Linked DNA regions of Homo sapiens: regions 2 and 3 are each linked to region 1. A link is a loop called in an ENCODE intact Hi-C map of the cell type or tissue named here. Cell type or tissue: endothelial cell of umbilical vein. All regions are shown on one strand. Region 1 overlaps GRB14 (growth factor receptor bound protein 14). Region 2 has its middle 330 kb from the start of KCNH7. Region 3 has its middle 320 kb from the start of KCNH7.

Evidence for each region. Peaks named below come from ENCODE experiments on the same cell type or tissue, not always from the same donor. Only the 100,000 strongest peaks of a DNase experiment are listed, where the experiment ranks them.
Region 2: it touches region 1 in a loop (10-fold over the local background); 9 of 110 quality-filtered maps call a loop at or near these places.
Region 3: it touches region 1 in a loop (7-fold over the local background); 7 of 110 quality-filtered maps call a loop at or near these places.

What each region holds. Positions count from the first base shown.
Region 1 is chr2:164,596,214-164,604,213 of GRCh38, forward strand. All of the region lies in intron 2 of GRB14 (growth factor receptor bound protein 14), which reads right to left. Among named protein-coding and RNA genes, the nearest start is that of GRB14, 21 kb to the right of the region's middle. In endothelial cell of umbilical vein, a CTCF peak has its summit at 3,978; a DNase peak (open chromatin) is centred at 3,938; H3K27ac peaks cover 286 bases.
Region 2 is chr2:163,166,190-163,174,189 of GRCh38, forward strand. No RefSeq gene overlaps it. Among named protein-coding and RNA genes, the nearest start is that of KCNH7, 330 kb to the left of the region's middle. In endothelial cell of umbilical vein, a CTCF peak has its summit at 3,497; no DNase peak of the experiment used is centred here.
Region 3 is chr2:163,151,836-163,159,835 of GRCh38, forward strand. It overlaps the pseudogene RPL7P61. Among named protein-coding and RNA genes, the nearest start is that of KCNH7, 320 kb to the left of the region's middle. In endothelial cell of umbilical vein, a CTCF peak has its summit at 3,638 (motif pointing right); DNase peaks (open chromatin) are centred at 3,686, 6,466 and 6,896; H3K27ac peaks cover 630 bases.

The DNA of each region.
Region 1 (8,000 bases):
ATACAATCACAAATAAGTCTTTCCCAAACACAAGTGACCATACAGTGATAGAAGTAACATAACCAGCTACTTTTTAAATACGTAACAGAAATGAACCAAGCATCAATAAAGCAGTAAGGGTTGTTTTGTCTTTTGAAATATTGTTCCTAAAATATTTGTGCACCAAGGAAAATCAGAGCAATCCTGAACCCTAACATGAGAAACAAGTAATTATCCCTCAAGTCATTAAGATGCCAGCTTTCTCAAAAATAAAGGACAGAGAGAGAAAGGACTAAAAACCAAAGTCCTTTTTAAAAAGTTTCCTTACATGTTATTCTAATCTTATTTTAAAATTACTATGTAGGATTCTCTCATAGCTGTGTTTTCCCTCTTGATGACTTGAGGAATTACTTAAAGTACATTTGGTCTAAGAAGATAAAAATAGCAAATAGTTTAGAATGGCTACAGTAAAATACTGATAAATACACAAAGAAAACATTTTGTGGAATAATATGTTCTTCAACTTGGGACTTGTTAGCATCTTATTTTTACACTTCAAATCAGGCTCAAGCAAACAATAAACTCAAACATTACCTTGAACTTTTTCACCACAATTTTTGTCTTATCCTTGGGGAAAGCTGGAACCGTCACTCACTGTGCAAATGATTCTGTTTGAGTAAAGAACTATAGTTCATTTGTCATCAAAAAACCAGCTTTAAAAAAAAAATGATTCCTAGATCTAGTCTTTAATCCTTGAAATAATCTACAAAACCTTCATTTATTTAATCTAACTCTAAGGAACGGAAGGATTAAATGTCAGATATCCTATTTATGACTAGTTAATTGACCACATCAATCCATAACATTACACAGTTCCACTGTTTGGTTGTATCCCAAGAAGAAAATTCCTCAGCATCATGAATATCAGTGAAAGTGAATTCAGTGAAACACGATCAGTAAAAGTGAAAAATAAAGCTAAAAGAGAAAATCAACAGCAAAATTTGACTTTATAACCTCACATACACTTACCATATACAATATACAAACTAGAAACACAGGCAATGTGCAAGGATTTACAGGATGTCAAAATAATTTTCAGTGCATTTCACCCTCTTTCATAGTGCAGATATATATTAATAAAAAGAAGCTGTAGCTATAATATTTAATTTGCACAATAAATACTGCTAAGCATTTCAAAATTATGTGATAGGGATTATAAAGAAAAATTAGATGTAGCCCCTCCTTTCAAATGCCTATAATCTAGTAGGAACACTTACAATTTGTCTTATTTATACAAGCAACAAAGATACAGAGCAATGCCACTCACTTTCCCTAAATCTAAAAATAAACTGAGGAATTTAATTAACTATACTAGCTAACAATTCTCGAACCATTAAAGAAGCTGGGTTGATTTTAAGAAAAATAAGACAATGGGTAGAGAAGAAGAAAGGCAGGGAGAAAAAGAATGGAGGGAGGGATGCAAGGACAGGAGGAGGAGGAGAGGGAGACAGAAGGAAGAAAGGAGTGAGAGAGAGGAAGAAGGAGGAGGAGAAGTGGGAGGAGACAAGGAAAGAGAAGCAAAAAATAAAAACACTTTCTTAGTTTTAGAAACAGGAACATAGGGAAAAATGGAAATACTTCATCCTGTTCTCTAATGAGTTTCAAAATTGATACCTTGGAAAGAGGAAGCTGTTGGGCAGATAGAAAGGAAAGCAAGTAAACCAGTCCCTAGGATACTTAAAATAGGGAGCGGAGGGGAATCACCAAGAGCTGACTTGAACTAAGAAATTTAACCAACAAGAAGTCCTGAACCATGCTGTTTCTTCACCAAGCAGAGGACATTCTCTCACTGCATTGAGACCCTAGAACCTTCTCTCCCTTCATCCTGAAGCCTAAGAAGACATCTTCTGCAAGCTGGTCCTGAGAGCAAGATATACGGTGCTATCCTCCATTGCTCAACAAACAGGAAGTCCTTCTGCCAAAGCCAAATAAAGGGAAGGGTTGGACTGATGGGTCCGTAGATAACAAGTTGGCATTCAGAAAGCATTTCCTCAAAGAAATCTGATAATTATGGTGATAACTTCAAGTACTATACTTTAGGTATGTTAGGTATTAAATTGAATTTTGAATAGCATTGTTTCTATGGGAAAATGCATTCCAAGCTCCCAAATTTACCACAGAATTTTTGGCATACAAATTGCCTAAATGTTGTGATTGTTTACATATGATAGCATACATCTGTGCACATGATTATTTTTCTAGTATCTTTTACTATATTTGAATGTTAAATTAAATGTACAATTACACTGGAATGTAACTTTTTATAATCGTTTACATAGGACAAAATTGTTGGGCAGGGTATTCCTGGAACCTGGTATTTTTGAGACTGCAAAGTTCTTTCTGGCATGGTAGGAGGTCTTCAGGTGTCTCTAGGCTATATTTATTGGTCTTCGCTTACTAGTTTTAAAGTAAAAAATTCAACGATCTTACAGGATGTTCTAAAGGCAAGGGCAACAAAGTCAGATAAGAGTCCTAACAGTGACCATAGCCATCTAGATGACCTTGAGCATGCCACTTCATCTCTCTGGAAAACAGTTTTTCCCTATAAATGGATGTGGTTAAATAAGATGTTCTCCAAGTTTCCTTCCAGTTGCCACCATCTACTTTTCTCTCCAGAACTTAGCCTGTGTTATGGATCTCTTATTATCACACTAACAAACTGCTCCAAAACAGTGTCTTAAAACAATAACGCTTACGTTACATCTCATGACTTTGTGGAATTGGAGAGAAGGGTTTATCTAGGCAATTCTTCTGTTCTACATGGTGTCAGTGAAGGTCACTTTCCCTAAAAGGCACGCAGCTGGTGTAGGAGCTAGTCTAGACCATCCAACCTTGCTTTACCATCGTGTCTAAAACCTTGGCAGAGATGGCTGAAAAGATGGGAGCAGCTGAATCTACACATGGCTTCTCCAGCACGGTGCCTCGATATAGTCAGAGAGGGCTCAGATAAGGTAGCTCAGGGTTCCCAAAGAGAGTATTCTAAGAAACAGGAAATGGAATCAAAGCCAATCAAAGCCTTGGACCAGAAATGGTCACACTATCACTGCCAAAGTATCGTATGGGTAAAATAATCAGAGCCTTCCAAGAGGATAGGACATAGATTTCCTCTCTCAATGAGAAATGTAGTAAAGAATTTACAACCATCTTTAATCCACCACAGACTATATCTAGGAACTGACACCAGCAGTGACACTCATTACTCTATCCAATGTTTCATAGCAGAAACTGAAGAGATAAAAAAGAATAAGGAACAGTCGCTACCTTCAGAAAACTTCACAGTTTGACAAAAAGAATGACAAAGTAGGCAGTGCTTTTCTGATTAACCAAGCTCAAGTTTATTTATTCTACTGTAACTAATAGAGAATTGATAGAAGCATATATGGGAAAATGCTACCTAAAAAGAACAAGTTTTAAAGAAAGTATTTGCATATGCACTAAGTCTGGAAGGAAGGAGGAAAAATAGCATATTATGATGTGAATGACATATATCTTCAATTCTCAGGCAAAACACTATAAAATATTACACAACAAATCATCTGTAGAAGATATCTGTCTGTTGTAGATTTATAATCAACTAGCACTTTTGCATATCAGAATCTTAATTCTTATGACTAAAAAAGAAAAGACCCAACATAGAAGAGATGCTACTTAGAGCCACTGTTTATAATGTAATGCGAAAACACGAAGAAACCAGAATAATTTGAATACATGTCTAAATTATTAACTTATAAAAACTTCACATGATCCTTACTTAAATAAGTTTCAGCAAGTCATATTTCTTTAATAGTCTAAATTAAATTGATAATGCAACCTAGAATAATTCAAACTAAAACAATCAGGTCACAGGTTCCTTGTGTCATTTAAAGCATGCACCCTCTGCTGTATGGATTTGGAACTATCCACAGACAAAACATATTTAAACAGCGCCCCCCTGTGTGATCTACTTCAGCAACCACTTTAGGAGTCATAGAGAAAGGGCAATTCCCGTTGCCATAGAGGTTGTTTGTTAAACAATAAATATACTTTAATTTTAAAAGCAATGCAATTTAAAATTCAAGCAATTTCTAATACCTTTGAGATGAAGCAAACAGATGTAGACAATGGTTATCCTTTAAAAAATTATAGAACTTCACATATATAAAGCATGTGGATGTATGAGTAATAGCTCCTCCTGTATTGATTGACCACTCCTTCTGTAGGAGAAATGTCATTATTTCAAACCCTGATTCAATCAGATTATATCAGGGTTTCTTCAAAAGTGGTATAGAGTCAAGCTGCCCCAGAATTATAAGAATCTCCCGGCAGGTACTTGTTAAAGGTTTTAATGTTTCAGCCTATGGAAATAGAGTGTCCAAGGATGAGACCCAGGGATCTGCACTTGTATCAAATACTCTAAGCATGTGATATGCCCACTGGGGTTTGAGAATTGCCATCCTAAAGCATTACATGTAAAACAACTTTTCTAAGATGGAAGGATAATTATATTGACAAGTAAAATAAAGATTTATTAATTTCTTTTTTTAAATGGAATTTAATTCAATCTCTAAATACTTAAATCATTTTTGATTCCATGCTTTTAAGACCCAGTATTCTCTGCACTGATATTTATAGCCCCACATTTATTATAATGATGAGTATTTGGCTTGCTAATAGTGACCACACAACAGCAGGACCAGTCCATTGCCAAATCTCTACCGTCTCTGCAAGTGACCTGGGTTCTTTCCAATGGAAAAAAAAAAGGTTGAGAAAATACATTCCTCTCCACTTCATCTACTTTGTCCAATTGTTCTCTAGGCCACAGGGCAGAATTTTTACTGACTTAAATCTCAGTTAAATCCCAGACAAGGATCTGTCAATGAAAGTTAATTTTAACACCCCAGAGTACAGCTAAACTCTTTCAGTAAGAATACATCCTGATCTTAGAATGATCCAATTTCCCTAGCAGTTTCTGAAAGTCATTCAAAATCTTATAAATTGAAAATAATAATAATAATAATAACGACAATGATTTCTGACATTTTCTGAAACAATAATACAAAGGATTTTTGATATTTCATAAAGGCAGTATACCGATACCATAAGAAAAACACTATGGAGGTAGAGGGAGATCAGAACATATTAAGGTTGGTTTCATGGGTGGTGTAAAGGACAACTCTTTTTATTGTTTTCACTATATAAACATCTACAATACTGAAAGCACAGAGAAGGTATTTTGAACGTAGTTTCTAAATAGAATTCTACCTGTGAATTTTGTGTTAGATAGGCAGGGCTGGGATTGAAATCTGAAAATCTGGGTTCAAGTCCTGGCTCTCTCAGGCATAATCTGTATATTTAACCCTTGATCTTTGACCCTGTGTTTTTCCATCTGCAAAACTAGGACAAAACTAAGGATTCCATTTATTACATTCAGATATTAAAAGAATAAAAATAACATATTTGAAATTATCTTAGAAACTGTGTCATCATTAATATAAAGGTACGATATATGCACCCTTATAAGCCAGTGAAAGAGAAAATAAATCACACTACTTTACAACTGCAGACCTTCACAATTCAGGATACAATCTTAACAGTTTTGAAGAACTGTTTTTCCCAAAGAAGTAAAAAATATTTTTATATTTAAATTTTGTTTAATTATTATAATTTTACATATCTAGAAATAAACTAATCAAGTCCAAGGTAACATTCAGTGAAAGGAAACTTTATATAAATCTAAAACCGGTTCTGCTCCCTTCAGGCACACTGGTTATACCATGTAAGAGTAATGTATCAGAGACGCCCACCTTTGGAATTCTACTCTGCAATATTATCCATAGTATAGGCCTGGCCTATTTATAAAACAAAACACTTTTTGTGTGTCTCCAAATGTATTTTTAAATTTAAAAAAAAAAAAAGGAAAGGAGGGAAGGGAAGAGAAGGGAAGAGAAGGGAAGGGAAGGGAAGGGAGGGGAGGGGAAGGGAGATTAGGAGTCTGCAAACCTTGCCTCTGCCACTTCCTATCTCTGTAATTTTAATCAAGTAATACAGTCTTTCTTTTAACTCTTGAATGAAGACACTAACATCTTCTATACCTATGAACATATAAGGAAATGATGAGAGAGATGATTACTGAAATTACCAAAATTCAATAATATCTTGACATGCTGGAATAATAGGTCAAAATTGAGATTTACATAGGGATGGAGACAATATCCTGAAAAAAATGTGCAATTATTTTTTTCCTTACAATTACAGACAAACTTGGTTTACACGTACTTCATAAGAAAGCATTATAAAAGGATTTTATTGATTATAAGCTAATGAGCTCACTATCATTGAAAATGCTCAAGAGGAGATTATACAGATGATCATCTAACAAAGATTTTAAAAATGAATCCTACTCTAGGTGAGAGTGTTATCTGAAACTTCAGTTCATTCAGCAAGTATATACAGAAGACTTAGTATGTGCCCGGCACAAGGCTAGAATCCAGAATCCAAGCCAACTGATCCCTATTGCCCCCAGAGATTCCTGGATTGTGGAACACTAATAATGTAATGTAATTGACCTGGTAGATTATCCCTAAGCAGGGCACCTAACATATATCTATTATGGGAAGAGAAGACTCTTGCAGCTGAGTCTTCAAAGATATGTTATTTGAAGCTAGCTATTTAAAGATTAAGGAAAAGAGATATGCAGGAAGATTGAACATCTATCTCATGTAAAGACCAAAGTCAGGTAAGAAAAAGAAAGACATTGTACAAAACTAAAAAAAAATTAAGTGTGGTCAAAGCACAGAGTATGAGATGGAAAGGATTAGAGGCATGATTAGAGAGGTGGTCCAGCTGTATAGTACCTCAGGGTCCCATTTAAATCAGTATCTGAAGAGTGAGGGGTATTCATGGAATGGTTTTAGGAGTAAGATAATTTGATTAGCCATTTAGCATTATTGCTTCCACCTATGAAAAGGGGAACTTAATACATGATGAAAAAATGTTAAAAAGCTTTGGGAAAAGAAAAGATGATTAATAAGTGGTGCTAGTATGAATGGATGGTCATTGGATAAAAAATCAAATTCCTATCCTAAAAAAATAAATTGTGCTATGTCAAAAACCCAAGTGTGTAAAGTAAAACATAAAAATGACTACATGAGGCCGGGTGCGGTGGCTCACACCAGTAATCCTAGCACTTTAGGAGGCTGAGGCAGGAGGATCACCTGAGGTCAGGAGTTCGAGACCAGCCTGGCCAACATAGTGAAACCCCGTCTCTGCTAAAAATACAAAAATTAGCTGGGTGTGGTGGTGGGCACCTGTAATCCCAGCTACTCTGGAGTCTGAGGCAGGAGAGTCACTTGAACCTGGAGGCAGAGGTTGCAGTGAGCCAAGGTCGAGCCACTGCAATCTAACCTGGGTGACAGAGTGAGACACCACCTCAAAAAAAAAATATATATATATTAACTCGACGAAAAAATATTCAGGACAGAGAGGGAAAAATTCTTAAATAAGACACACAAAAGTACAAAACTAGATTTAACTAAATTAAAACAAAAATATTCTGTATCATAAGAAACACTATAAACAAAGTTAAAGCAAGTCACAATTACTGAGAAAAGATAATTGCAATGTTTACAGTTGCAAAAAGATAGCTATCAATACCATATAAAGGATTCTTACAAGTCATTTTAAAAAATGCAAACAATGCAACAGAATAATACAGGTAATTCACAAAGAAGAAGTAAGAATGGACAGAAGCAAATAAAAAGATGCTCAACCTTACAAATAATCAAGGTAATGCAAATGAACACAGTAATTAAATCTCATTACACTCACCACATTGGCAAAAACTTTAAATTCTGAAAATACCAGCTGTTGATGAGAAAGTGTGGAAATGGAGACGCATATAGTGCTGGTGGGCACAACCACTTTGGAGAGCAATTTGGCAATACCTAGTAGAACTGAACATGCACCTGTCTACAGCCAAGCAA
Region 2 (8,000 bases), 1.4 Mb before region 1:
AAAATATTTGCACACTTTACCATGGATAGACAACTAGATTTCTTCATTTTTTGGGCTACTACCTATAGGACTGCTACAAACATTATTTGTCTATTAGTGGACATATTTAAGCATTACTGTATGTAATGTTGTATGTAATCCTGTTTCTTTCAAACAATATTATATTTTTCACCCTTCACAATTAGATTTATGATCCACCTGGAATATGTGTGTGTGTGTGTGGGTGTGTGTGTACATTTTAAGGTAGACAGCAAAATTCCTTTTTCTTCCTTCTGTGGATATTCCATTTCCCAGCACAGTTTTATTGAAAAGACCACTTTTTCCCCAGTTCTCTGCAAAGTCATTTTCTTAAAATCATAAATAAACAAATGTGTTTTGCACTTCTTTTTGTTCTATTCAGCGTTTATCTATCTTTGCATCAATTTCCCAGTATTTTAATTATCATTGCTTTGTAAAAAGGGCTTATCTTAATATCTGATACAATATGGTCGTTTTTTAATTGCCTTTGAGTTTTTGTAGAAATGTAGAAGCAACCTGTCAGTTTTACACACACACACACACACACACACACAATTCTGTATTTTTTATTGGAAATGGCTTTTATCCATGGAACAAGTTGGAAATAGTTGATATATGAGAGTTGATATATGAGAGTTGATAGAGTTCCAATCCGTGAGCATCAGATATCTCTCCATCTATATAGAACTTCTTTAATTTATCTTGTTAATATGTGTAGGTTCGATGTCTTGCATACTTTAACTGAATTTTTCCTTGTTTCACTTTTTTATATTATTGACAAATTTTCACTTCCCATATGCTTATTGCTAGCATTTAGAAATGCAATTAATTTTTGTATATTTACCTTATATATAGTTACTTTGCTACATATACTACCCTGCCAAAGAGTCTGGATGTTCTGCATACACAAAGATGCCATCTGCAAAACTAATTTCATGCTTTGTGAACTAATGTCTTTTTGTCCTTGACTTCTTTTTTGTTTCTTTTTCTCTTTCTTTTTTTTCTTGATTTCTTTAGTTGCTGGGATTTTAGTACAATGTTTTCTGCAGGCAGTGATAGCGTGCATCCTTCTCTTGTTCTTGATCTCTATGGAAAATCTTTCAATAAATTTATCATTAATTATATAATTATAATTATATTAATTTAATTATATTATTTTAATTATAATATTTTTTAAAGATGTAGCTTTTAAAAGGCATTCTTTATCAGATTAAGAAAGTTCTTTTGCATTCCTCACTTGCAAAGAATTTTTATTATAAACGGGTGTCAAATTTTATTAATTTTCTCTGCATCTGTAGAGATGATCCTATATTTCTTCTTTTCTCTGATGATATGTTGAATTGAATTGATTTTATCTCAGGGCTATTTTAGCTGTTCCCCAAAAGTTTTGATATATAATATTTTAAATTTAATTTAGTTCAAAATAATTTCTAACTTTCAATTGTATTTCAAAAAACATTGATTGAATATTTCACTGAAATTATTGTTTTTGGAGTACATGTGATAAATGTATTGTTATAGCATTATACAAAATTCCTTATATTTTAGTCACATATTCTGAAATCTGCACGGATGAAATGCTGTGATGCTAAGAATTTGCTTTGAAATAACATGGGAGCAATAGAAAATAAAACTATTTGTTAGCTCTAAACTTAACTACACTCTTCTAATATTCAGATTCTAAATATGCCATTGACTATGAGCTCATAATACAAGTAGATAAGAAAGATGAACCTTTAATAATGATGATAGGAACCAATTAAACTAGACCTGTGTATGTACATATGTGTGTGCTGTATACACACACACACACACACACACACACCGAGAGACAGACCAAGTCTGAGTTCAATATACTTTAATTCAGTTTTAAACTTAATAAGTTAAACTTTTAAGGTTGTATTCTCTTCATTTATGAAAAGATTATAAATCTTTCAGTGGATTATAAAGATTAAATGAAATTCCGCACCTGAAGTTTTAACATCATTCTTGGCATATGGTATGTACCCAATAAAACTGGTCTTTACTTTACTACTAAGAGGATTGTAAGCTTGGCTTCAAGACAAAACATCAGGAAAAAGCTTCTCTTTTGTTGAATATGAAGAAATCCTAGTAACCTGTAGCTTTCTTCTGAATGTGTATAATGAAGTTTGAATATAGATTTGCTATACTAAAAAGTCTCTTTCCAGAACAAGTATAGGAAATACTTATTTAATTATGTTTTAAAACCTTAGGCAGTCCCTTAATGAGGCTCAGCTTAAGCTACAAAGGCTTTTGGAGGAAACAGGGAGTTGAACTCAAAAATTTAGATCACTTCGTATGTTGAATGCCATGGAGTGAGGTTGGGGAGATGACCCCTGGGGAGACACACATTTTCTGTTGCTGTCCTCAATAACAAACCAAACAACAGTAGAGGTACTGTGGGTGTATAGATTTTAAAGAACCCAAATATACTCTTGCAGCTCATACAAATATGTTTAGAGATAAATCCATATTAGATATAAGTAGCCCTTTTACTCATATGCTTGGGATTTCACTGATTCTCGTAATACCACCCAAAGGTAGAATTTTAACTCACTCAGGGATCAAACTAGTGTTAGGAATATGATGTACAGTATTTTAGAATAATAATATTTTAGAGGTGACAATTTAGAGATCATCTAGTCCACGCACTGCAATTAAAAGTTAGAAAACCATTGCACAGAGAGGTTAAGTGCTTTGTAAAAGGTTGCACATCAAGTTAACCACTAATCATGGAATCATTAAAAAAGAAAAAGTCATCACTAATTTAAATTTATAGTTGGAAAATTTAGAACTGGATTTGGCTTTTGAAATTACCTTGTCATCCCTTCTCATTCTGTGGATAAAATAACTATGGTCGGTAGACCATAGTTTAGCAGCCCTGGGATTTGCAATCACACCTCTCACAACCAGTCCACAGCTCTTCTCTCCATGCTATGTGGCCTCAGCTTTTCAGGCATGTCTGTGACACAATGATGTTAGTTGGGAAATATAATTGATATGGCATAGCACAAGATGTAACTATAATTATAACCACAATTGTTTTATGATTGTTACTGATACAGAGAATTAAATAGTGTTTTACTCAGATATTTGAAAAAAAGAGCTATTTCTACCCTATCACTTGCTGCCAGGTGTAGTCTCCTTTGTGGCACTCACTTTATATTTCTGTTTTTTACTTTACTCTTCCTTAAAAAAAAGAAATTCCCATTATATTGTTACCATGGAAATTGTTCTCTTCTCCATCAATTTTCCCAGTCATTTGAAGCTATTTCTATTATGGAATATATTCCAGGCATCTTTAATTCTTAAGGGAGAGCTTACACACTTTAAGTGTTAATGCTGAATTTATATTTTCCTGTTTCCATTGAATGCACTTTCCTCACACTAAAAGCTTACCACACCCATAGAATCCCTATTTTAAATGAATGCCATTCATTACACACAGTCTCCTATAGGTGTCACTATACACCATATATTAAAAGAACTAACGCAATGCCTTTTACTCGACAAATAGATTTTTTGACAAAACTATATTGCATTAAGGCTGATCAGATTATGTCCGTGATTCTCTGTGGTTTCACATAATAAGGTCTAGGCTGACACTGTAAAAATTTGCAATGACATTAACAAAACAAATGACTTACACTGAGATTCTCACTCTCTAAGTAATATATGCACTGTCCTTTATCTTGATTTTGTACCAGGAGGCCAAATTAAGAAATAGGTAAAATATAGTAGTTTAAAAACTGTATTTAAATGGTGGCGGGTGCCTGTAGTCCCAGCTACTCGGGAGGCTGAGGCAGGAGAATGGCGTGAACCCGGGAGGCGGAGCTTGCAGTGAGCCGAGATTGCGCCACTGCACTCCAGCCTGGGAAACAGCAAGACTCCGTCTCAAAAAAAAAGAACTGTATTTAAAGTAGGAATATTTAGTATTTGACTTTCAAGTATTATGTGCCTATCTTACAAGTTTACATATTGGATTATTTCCCTTTAGAGTTTTAAATGAAAGCACTGATCACATGCTTTTGTGGCCAATGGTGGTTGTCTGATGGCTTTCACTCACACAGCAGATTCAAGAAAATGACTTCTGCATGAAATTGATGAAAAGTACTTTCAAGACCTCATTTAGAAACTTCATTCCAGGATTGAGAAACTGAGCCTTATGGATGATAAATGACCTGGCCAAAGCCACAAATGAAAATATAGGCAGATTTCTACATCATAAGTGGTTTTATATTTTTCTTAGAAATGAAGATCGAAGCCTAATTAAGAAGCTAGAGCAGCTAGGGAAAAAATGTTCAGAGCAAGCTTTGTACAACAATTATGTTGACAACCAAAGCCATAACAATATACATACTTATTGAGGACCTTATGCAACAGCTATATATGGATCATCTTGCATAATCCTCACAAGTATATTACATATTGTCTATTTAAAAAATGGAGTTGTTTGTTGGTAGTTATAAAGCAATATTGCTATAGTAGTGAGACACATGGGGACTAGTAAGATATAGATAATAATAACACTAGTAAAATATTTTTAACCACCTACTATAGGCCAGGCAAATATAATAAAAGTAACATTTATTAATCACTTACATGCCAAGCATGGTGCTAGACTCCTTACACAATCACACAAATATGTTATCCTTAAAACAGCTATGAAAAATAATTACTATTATTATTAATATTCATAAGAAGAAACAAGAATGTCAAGAGGACAAATAACTTGTATCAAGGTACCCATCCACTAGGAATTGGAGCTAACTTTGACTTCAAAATCTAGGCTCTTTAATGCATCACAGGTAGCACTAGGCCTAGGATAGGTGCCAGGAGAAGGGGTAAATATATACATACACACACAGACACATACACAGATACACATACGTTCATACAATTATGTCAATATAAGTCTATGTATATATCTTATCTATAAGCAATTTTATACTAAATATAATGAGTAAAATCAATAAATAATTCTAGAACTATGGAGTTGACTGTAGGAAAAGAAGTCAAACATTTAGTAACTAAGCATCTTAACCCGTAATTTTTTTTTTTTTTTTGGTCCTGGAAATGAAACACTCAAGAAAAACAAAATAAAGAAAAGAAAATAATTACTTATCCCTAAACAACAAGCTTAGGCTTTCCTTCTTCGGTGAAGGATAACAATAAAGATGGGAAGGGATACAGGAAAGAGGGAACAGCTACCTAAGGGTCCAGTGTTTATTCTCACTGAAGAAAAATGATGATTCTGGAATGTCCAGGTAAAAGTTACAGTTCATCAAAAGGATGAAAGTTAACAACAACAAAAAGTGGCAAAATTGCCCATTTAAAATCAGCCATCTCAGTAACCTGGATTAAGTTTAACTATACCAAAAATCACTAAATGACACAATGGTTCCTGCCACTTAAAGCTACTTTTTGAAAAATTGTTTACTTAGATGAAGAATAAGTTTATCTCCAGCGTGTCTTCCAAACTTCAAAACCAAGAATTTTGAGTAGTGTGGTTACCATTGTTTAATGTTAAAAAATAGCAATTTATTTATTTGTTTAAGCAATCATCTTCCATTAGTTTAAATACCAAAATCAACTGGTCCTTTGTCCCTCTGAAGTATTATTTTGCAGGATTTGCCAATATTGTGAGGGTATGTCACTGTTTGGGCTGTGTCATCAGGAACTACCACAGCACTGAAACAAGGAATGGATTAAAGACGGATTCAAAAGCCCAGCAAATGTTGAGGACAAACTTCCATTGAAATGCTAATATACATAGCCTCAGAATACACTAAATGTTTCCTTGTACTGGCTCTGCCTCTTGCTAATTATAGAGCCCTGGGTAACTCCATCAATTTTCTGTGCCTCCTTTTCCTTATCTCTAAAATGCTATTAGCATGTACCTCATAGAATTGTCCTGATAATGTAAGGACTTAGAATAGTGCTGTGTGACCATTACTATCATTATCTGAAATAAGTATCATCATTTTATTGCTTGTTTATTCATCCTGTAGTTGTTCATCTGGATATGAGGTGGCTAGTTTTTCAAGACATTTTGATATGCAATGACAGTGATCTAATCTTGTCCTAGTTTGTTCTGGGTTTTGTTTTGTTTTGTTTGAGTCATAGTCCATGATAGATGAGATTTCTTAAAATTTCACAATCCATAGACGTACACTGAAGAGAAGGATGGATGCCATAGTTGATTATATTAATGCTGCAGCTTAGTGTTTTTTTTTATTTTTATGTTGTGCTAAGACATATTAATTTTAATATAGTTCAGTTGCCAAACTCCACTTTTAAAGAACTATGCCAAACTAATCCAAATATTGCCTAGAAATGCATTTCCTTACAGGGGTAGGCATTGTAGAATTTTATTCCCATTATTCTGCTGTAAAGCGGTACTTAGTATATATCTCTAGTTTTCCTTCTCCACTGGTTCCTTTCTCTTCTCCTTCATATTCTCTATCAAAGGTTATAACTTCTTATGAGTCAAAGGCACTGCCATAATTGGGGACACCTTACCAGAGGATAAATTAGATGTCTGCTTCTGCTTAATTTCTGAAGTTATTCCAAAAAAATGATTTTGTTCCTCACCCAAGTGAATTTCTTCCCTTCTCCTGATGAAATTCCAGGATTAGAAATCTATTTCTCTGTGTAAATCAATAACCTCTCCAGGCAGTCTCTTTCAAAATGAAGATACTCACGGGAGTGTTCATCATTAAGCTCTTAACACCTCTGTGTGAAGGATTTTCATCAGCTTTTTCCCACTATGAAAAGACAGCTTGACCCTGCAAGCCGGGCTTGGCTCGTGTGGGACTGTGCAGACACCAAAGCTGGAAGAAAATGAGGGTTGGCTTCAGAGAGGGAGAGGAGTGACATATTTGCATATGTTTCAAACATTTCTAGAGTTGTCTCCATAGGAGCAGTTTTAGGCACATAGAGCATACCTTTTCTAATTGAAGTGTCCCTGAGGAGCAAAGGATAGAAGAGTTAGGCGGTACAGTTTGTCCCCACCAGCTGCCCCAACAGTTCCCTTATGGCAAGAGTTCATGGTGACTGAGATACTGGAGACAGTTACGAAGGTGAAAACAGTAGATGAGTGGTGAGGGGTGTATGTGGGAGCGGTACTCGGGGAGGTGGCTGGGCAGGAAACATAGGAACACCAAATCTCACCTCCAGTCCACATAGGAGACACCCAAGAGTGGAAAGTTTTAGTCTCATATGTGTGGACATAGTTTTTAGAAGGCAATAGGAAAGCAGGTGCTACACAAAGAACAGAAGCTCCTTAGAATGTTAACTGCCCACGCACTGAAAGGGGACCCTTAGAGAAATATCCACAACTGTCTATTTCTAAGTCTGTATTCTTTTCCTGCATGCTGCAAAACTTGCTTTGTTCTCAAGTTTTCTCAAAAACAAGGTAAAAATTCTAACTCTACAGTTTCTAGGAGACAACTGATCTATTTGTTGTCTGCTTGCTTCTGCTCCAAGGAACCAGAAGTGTTTACTCGGGCATGAGCAACTGGGTAAGGAACTCTGCTTGTCCCTTTGATCTATATCAACCAGGCAAATCAACATTCTCTCCATTTCCCAGGACCTGAAACCAAGCTAAGCCAACCAGAGGCTTGAAGGACTGTACATCTGTTCTCCTTTCTATTGTGTTCTTGATTGTTTTTCCTGAGAACTTTCAGAGAAGACTGCATTTGCTGTAGACAGATGCCTGTGTTCTCTAAGCTGATGCAGCAAATATTCAAAAACACCAATACAAATTTGATTTCTGTTTGGTGAAAATTTTCTCAAACTTAGATATTAAAAATTATTTTTCACATTTGTTCTAAGTTAAAATATTTTCAGAACTTCTTTGGGCATAATAATTTAAAACAAATAAGTTAAAATCTGGCCTCCAAGAGTAACTATTTGTTTATTTCCAACATTTGTGGACTCTGCAAATTCATTGCTATGGG
Region 3 (8,000 bases), 1.4 Mb before region 1:
CTCTAACACAGTACCTTGCAGATGCCAACAAATGATTTAGAATGCTGTTCTACAGTAATAAATACCCATTTGTTAATTAACACTTTTCTCATTGAAATGTTAATTCAATATTACACAACCACTGTAATGAGAGAAATAATGCAAAGAAATATAACCAATTTATTAGCTCTCCCTAATTACTTTCCTCTTTCCATACAAACATAATTAAACCAATGTTAGTAGCCTTTGTATTTTCTCTTAGCCTATGCCCACACAAAATCGTATAAGTGTATATACATATACAGAATTTTGGTTTGTTTGTTTGTTTTAACAAAAATGGATCATTTTTTTCTCACTTGCTTTTTTTTTTTTCAATCTGAGAGCAGGTACTGTTTTATTAACTCACCAGATTAGAAAAATAATCGTGGTAGACACCTTAGTTCATTCTTCTGATAAGCCTGTTGATCTGTTCCTCCCTGTTGCCAGGATCATCACTTTCTACTAAATAAGCTGTCTTTTTTTTTTTTTTCATTCCACCTCATGGAGAGGATAATTTGAAGGGCCACAGGAAGTTGTCTGCTTCTTAAAGCATTTTCCAACAGTATAGATCTCATGAATCAGATCCTCCATGAAGATGATGCCAAGAGATCGAGCAATCAGTGTTACCTGTCAAAGCAATTTGCTTCTTATTGATTTTGCAATAACCATCCTTGTAGATAAGTTCATTTACTGACTTCAGATTTGGGTACCCCCATGTAATATATGGTCCTACAATCCTCAGAATGTTAAACGAAGCCTTGTTGAGCTTCATAAAGGTTCCACTGAAGATTTGATGAAGGTGAAGAAGCTGCAACACCTTTCGGATCTTTGGGCTCACATCACTGATACCTCCGATCCTGATGACAAACATCGTTTTGGGTTCTGCATGCAGGTACATAGAAGTTGCCACCTTTTTTTTTTTTTTTTTTTTTAGACGGAGTCTCGCTCTGTTGCCCAGGCTGGAGTGCAGTGGCGCGATCTCGGCTCACTGCAAGCTCCGCCTCCCAGGTTCACGCCATTCTCCTGCCTCAGCCTCCCGAGTATTTGGGACTAGAGGCGCCTGCCACCACGCCCGGCTAATTTTTTGTATTTTTAGTAGAGACGGGCTTTCACCGTGTTTGCCAGGATGGTCTCGATCTCCTGACCTCGTGATCCGCCCGCCTCGGCCTCCCAAAGTGCTGGGATTACAGGTGTGAGCCACTGTGCCCGGCCGAGAAGTTGCCACCTTTTCTTGCCATCCTACCTATCGAATTTCTGTGCTGTACATCTGTCTATATTCCTTGTAATAGTGCTTCTCTTTTTTCACAAATAAGCTTCCTCCTTGCCTTTTGAAGCATCTTTTGGGCAAAATTCTTTCTCAGGTGCTTGATCTTCAGCTCTACGAAATCCCATTGCTTTTTCTTAAGGGTTTCTGGCACAGCAGGAACCTCCTCCTTCTCTTTGACACCCTCCATGGTTTCAGCCATAAAACAGGGTGCTTTTCTTATTTTAAAACATATCCTCTGTTTCCTCCACATTAACAAAAAAGAGATCTGATTCCTTTTTATCATTTTAATACTATCTAATATGAATTATATCAATTTCAACACTCACATTAACCAACCATGTTGTGTTTTGTTGAGACAATGTAAAATTTTTATTTCAGGCTTCTATCAATATATATTTTTTTAATATTGACTCGAATATCTAAAAAATTCTTAAAGTTTATTTCAAAAGTTTAGTTATTTTAGATGGATAGGTAGTCAGGTAGATAGACTAATTGAAGGCTTATAAAATTTGTATCTTCTTTTGGTCACCATCTACTTTGAAATCTCTGTTCTGTTTCAGTTTTCTTTTAATCCAGAGTATTTTTTTGGATATGGTAGATTGGCACTATAATTTATGGATCATTTTTCATCCTCATAGTTTTGCCTTTTCTGGAATGTTATATTGCATCACCCTAGAAAGAAAACTCAAAAGATCTGGAAACCAGAGGTCTGTGTTCAAGCTATCCCTTTGCTAAAGTTCTAATTTGTACTTCCCTTTAATTTATGGATCATCAGTGTGTGTATACATCACAGCTCTCACTCTCAGGACAATTTCCAATGTATTCCATTTAATTATATCTTGATTAATTAGGTATATTTCCCCTCTATAATCCTTCTTCTAAACAATTCCCTGCTATCTAATTAGAGATGCCTAGAAACAGGGCCACCTCTACGGTCAGCAGGACATCAGGCAAATATTTGATACAGGGTCCTTTCTATATCTGCAACATGATTTTAAAATGCCTTATAATACTCATGGGTTTATATTAGGCATAGAGACTTATCATAAAGATGGTTTTTAATAGTGGACAGAAATTAGGCACTTATCAATTTATTTATTTTCCAGTTAGTGCATACAATTATTTTTTATGGTATCCAAACACCATCTCCTTCTATTCAGGTTCATGAATTATTTTGTGTGAGTTGTCAAATGACCATACAGGCTAATTTCATATTTTCCACCTTCAGAAAATAGAGGACATTATTGTTATTAACCACAATGTTGTGGCTTTTTAGAATCTGTTTGTATTAAAACAGTATCTTGCCTCTGCAAAATCTTAATACCATTGACTTAATGCTGGTCACATTACTACTTATGATGGTACATCATTCATTATGCTGCAAATGAATGCTAGTATTCAGTGGCTCTCTAAAAATTATAGCTAAGCATTACTGACAATTTCCCAGAGTATTCAGGAAAATATGAACAATTATTTTCTAGTCATGTTAAGTGTCCTATTGGAATTTTATAGCATAAACTACACATCTTCCACCTACATAGTCCTCATGATACAGTAGATTATAGTCACTGCATTCCTAGAATTTGATGTCTCTCAATGCTGACCATGCTGTTACCTTTCCCACACGGCCACAAGCAGGGAGGATAAGCAAGAGTCCACATGCAGAACAAAAAGAGCATCCCATTTGCCCAAGGTATATACATCCTTGAGTGTCACAGCTTAGTATTAAACTAGGAGAGCATGATGTCACCCATTGATGAAGACAAGAGGTATCTACTGGAGGCCCATTGGCATTGCAAAGTAACAGTCTTGAATGGCCTTAGAGAAGATAAGTATGACCACTTCTAGAAGACTGCCTGACACATAAGACGGAGCCAGTGAAGCAGGTAGAGGGATAGTCACAAACTACAAATATAAGGATACAGATCAGTTCAAAGTAAAATGATTGATAGAAAAAGATATACCATGTAAAAAATAATTGAAAGAAAGTAGTGTAGCTCTATTAATATTAAAGTAAAACTTAAGGAGAATAACTAGAGATTAAAAAAGAGATTTCATAATGATAAAAAGTCAATACAGTTGAAAAATACAACAAAATAAATGTCTATTTAATAAAATATCTTTAAAGAATATTTGAACCATGTGCTTGCAAATAAAATATGTGATTATGGAGTTATCACTGAATATGCCCATAATGTTTTGAAAATAGTGAGCTAACTTTGACCTTTTAAGTACTTGAGAAACACATTTGTCACCCACCTCTCCGCTGGTCTGGTTTCCCATTCCCCGAAGTGAGAACTACCTGCTTGAAATATACTCTGAGGTTATTGACTGTAATTCATGTAATTGCCACCAGATGGTAGTGGTTATCTGCTTAAAGTGTACACTGAACAATTAAAATTTCACAAATGTCAATATCAAGCAAAGGTATGGAGAAAACAACCACTTGCCCTTTAACACCGTAACCTAGTTAGTTGTACAGAATGTTTTATTTTACAAATACTTTAAGGACTTAATATGTCAATCTATTAGGAATCAAGAGGTGATACAACTCTTGCCTTCAAGGAGATTATGAACTAGTGGAACATACTGATGAGTCTACAGGGAATGACAATATTGTGTGATAAGAGCCTTGAGAAAAGAGAAGGATTCTATATAGCATACAAATCTGATCTGACTGAGGTCAAGGCTTTCTGCAAGGCATGGTTCTCTATAATATATGACCACTACCATCTGGTAGAAGCTATTGATTGCAGGCAAAGTATCAAAGAAAATTAATGAATAGTAAGAGTTAGCTGGCAAAATATATGAAAAGAAGAGTACTCCAAAAAGAGAAAAAACAAGTGCAAAGCCCCAGAGGTTTTGTGTGAGTGTGTCTGTGTGTGTGTGTCTGTATGGTACTAAAAATGATTTATGATGGCTGAGCACACAAAAAACAAAAAAATCTCAAATAATTTAATTAAGTTATATGGAAATATAACCTGGAACAATATTTAAAAATTGCGTAAGACCCCAGACCCTGACTATTTTGCAGGTACTTTTTACCAAACATTTAAGGAACGCATACTTACTACTTATCACTCTTTATAAACTTGTTCCAGCAAACAGAAGATGCAAAAAAGGATGATGGAATATCCAACTAATTTCAAGAGACTAGTTAAATTCTATTACAAAGTCAGATGTAAGAAAAAAAAATAAAGCTTATAGATTTAGAATTTCCAGGTTCTGTTCTGGTGCATAAGGAGCTTACAAGTCATTACTGCATCCTAACATATAAAAAGCTGAACAGACTAAAGAAATCAACAACTCATTTTAGATCCATCAGAGAAGTTTGATTACAGAACAAACTACTACCCTCCAAAATTAGCAAGATAAGTACAAAGAGAAAATCACAACTTAATGGCCATAAGCAGAATCCTCCCCTAGAACAAGTACTGGGGTAGGAAAACCTGAACTGTAATTGGTAAGTTGCTTTGGAAGCCTGAAGTAGAGAGCCTGAGAGATAAGTGCTCCAGAAGGACCCGGTCATGGGAAGGTGGGTGATATGGTTTGGGTCTGTGTCCCCGCCCAAATCTCATGTCAAATGGTAATCTCCAAAGTTGTAGGTGGGGCCTGGTGGGAAGTGATTGGATCATGGGGGCTAATTTCCCATTTGGTGCTATTCTTGTGATAGTGAGTGAGTTATCTATTATGAGATCTCATAGTTTAAAAGTGTGTCTCACCTCCCCCCATCTCTCATCTTCCTTCTGCTCTGGCCCTGTGAAGACAAGCCTGCTTCTCCTTTGCCTTCTGCCATAATTGTGTTTCCTGAGGCCTCTGCAGCCATGCTTCCTGTATAGCCTGTGGAAAAGTGAGCCAATTAAACCTCTTTTCTTCATAAATTACCCAGTCTCAGGTAGTTCTTTATAGCTATGTGAGAACAGACTAGTACAGTGGGGGAGGTCATACTTTTATGAGTTTTAACTCTACCAGGTCTCACTGTGAAGATCAGAGCAAAACCCTCTCGGGCTTCTAGAAGGAGAAGGGGAAAACAACCACTTCGAAACACCTCAGAGCATTCAGTTCTCCTTAATAAGGCCTGGCCTCAGGAGAAACTATTTTATCAGAGCCCAAACATTGTGGCTAACTAACATGGTGAAAGAGAAATATCCAACTCCAGCCCCCCTGTAGCAATCCTGTGCTACCAAAACAAGCTAAGAGCGCTTGTGAAATGCGTGGCCAAGGGGCACAGGCTTGCCAAAAGACAGACTCAAAAAATGCTTCCCCTCCCTGCACACCTTACCAGTACATCACTAAAGGTCTGTTCACCAGGGTTACTTTTACCCAATACATCCTGTCTACCTTTTGACAAAAAATTACAAGGCATACTCAAAGGCAAAAACCACAGTTTGAAGCAAGGCAGAGCAACCGTCAGAATCAGACCTAGCTATGGCAGAGAGGTTGGAATTATCAGACCATAGTTATAAAACAACTGTGACTAATATGCTAAAGGATCTCATGGAATAAGTAGACAACCTGCAAGAACAGTTGAGTAATATAAACAGGAATGAAAACTCTAAGAAAGAATAAAAAGAAATGCAAGAGGTCAAAAACATTGTAACAGAAAGAAGAATGCTTTTGATGGGTTCATTAGTAGACCGGCCATGACTGAGAAAAGAATCTCTGGGTTTGAGGATATATCAACAGAACTCCGAAAACTGAAAAAAAAAAAAAAAAAAAAGAGAGAGAGAGAGAGAAAAGAATGAAAAAATCGGAACAGAAATATCCAAACTGTGGGGCAACAAAAGGCGTAACATGCACAAAGTGGGAATACCAAAAAAAGAAGAAAAAGAGAAAGAAACAGAAGAAATGTCTGAAGCAACTGCAAACATGCATTGCTTAATGATGTGAATACATTCTTGGAAGTGCATACAATTTTATCATCATGCAAATACCATAAAAGTATTCTTATATAAACCTAGATGTTATAGTCTACCACATACCTAGGCTGTGTGATATAGCCTATTATACCTAGGCTACAAATCTGTAAAGCAGGTTACTATAATGATTAGGCCATTTAACACAACAGCATTTGTGTAACTAAACATAGAAAAAGTACAGTGAAAATATTGCATAAAAGATAAAAAGTGGTATATCTATATAAGGTACTTATTATGAATGGAGCTGAAAGAACTGGAAGTTGCTCTGGATGAGTCAGTGAGTCATGGTGAGTGAATGTGAAGAAACAGGATATTAGTATACACTACTATAGACTTTATAAACACTACATTTATATTAGGCTACACTAAATTTATTTTAAAAATTATTTCTTTAGTAAGTTAAACTTAGTTTACTGTAACTTTTTTGGTCTGTAAATTTTTTATCTTTTTAAAAAACATTTCAACCCTTATAGGAATGCTTAGGTTAAAACACAAACCCATTGTTTAGCTGTACAAAACAATATTTTCTAATTTAAAAATTTTTAATCTTTAAATTTTTTACTTTTTAAAACTTTTCTTCTTAAAGTTGAAGGCAAAAACATACATATTAGCCTACACAGGAGTAGAATTATCAATGTCACTGTCTTTCACCCCCATACCTTGTCCCATTGGAAGGTCCTCAGGGGAAATAACAGGCATGGAGCTCTCATCTCTTATGATAACAATGCCTTCTTCTAGAATACTTCCTGAAGAACCTGCATGAGGCTATTCTACCATTAACCATTGTTATATAAATAGAAGGAGTGCACACTAAAATAACAATAAAAAGTATAGTATAGTAAGTGCATAAACCAGTAACAAAGTTTATTATTATTATCAGTGTTATCTACTGTACATAATTGTATTGCTATACTCTTAAATGACTGTCAGCTCAGTAGGTTTGTTTACCTCAGTATCAACACAAACAATTGAGTAATGCATTGTACTACAACTTTACTAAGGCTATAGTTTTGGTAGGTAATAGGATTTTTTTCAGCTCCATTATAATTTTATGGGACAATCATCATATATGCAGTTCATCATTGACCAAAATGTCATTATGCAGCACATAACTGTATATTTTTCTCTCTCAGTTCCTTACTCCACAACTAAATTTTAGTCTTTATTCACTACTGTTCTATTCAATGGTCTATTTTTATCTGATAAATTCTTTAACTATTTTGACATATTTTAGCAGTGTTTCAAAGGCAGTCATCTTTATATCTTACTTATTAAAAAATATTTCATGTGCTTTGAAAAAGATCCTTTTCTAATATGTAAGTTGATGTATGTAAGGAATAAATAATAGGTGGTCATTGGTTATTCATTTCATTAACTGCCTTTACTAAAAAGAACACAATTATTTAACTTGACTTCTATTAAATATTTTCCAGAATGTGTGGTCTTTGTACTTCCTGTATCTGTAAAAATATAAGATGTAACATAGCATAACAAATACCATTACCAAAGGTTTAAGAAAAAAAAGAGGGTTAGTTAATTTGAATGACAACAACAAAAAGAGTTTTCAGAGCACCATGACCTTAACAGGAAGCAAATAAGGAGCTTCTGATAATAGTACTCAGTGACACATTTTCCAGTCCTGTTTTTTTCAAAAGTGTTTATTTGGTAATAAAAAAATTTTTTAACCACAAAAGTTAGCTAAAATAAAGGGCTCAGAAAATGAACAGTTCAGATCTTAGGATTAATTGATTAAATGACAACCTGTTACATTTCTTGAAAAACAGAACCTCATTGAT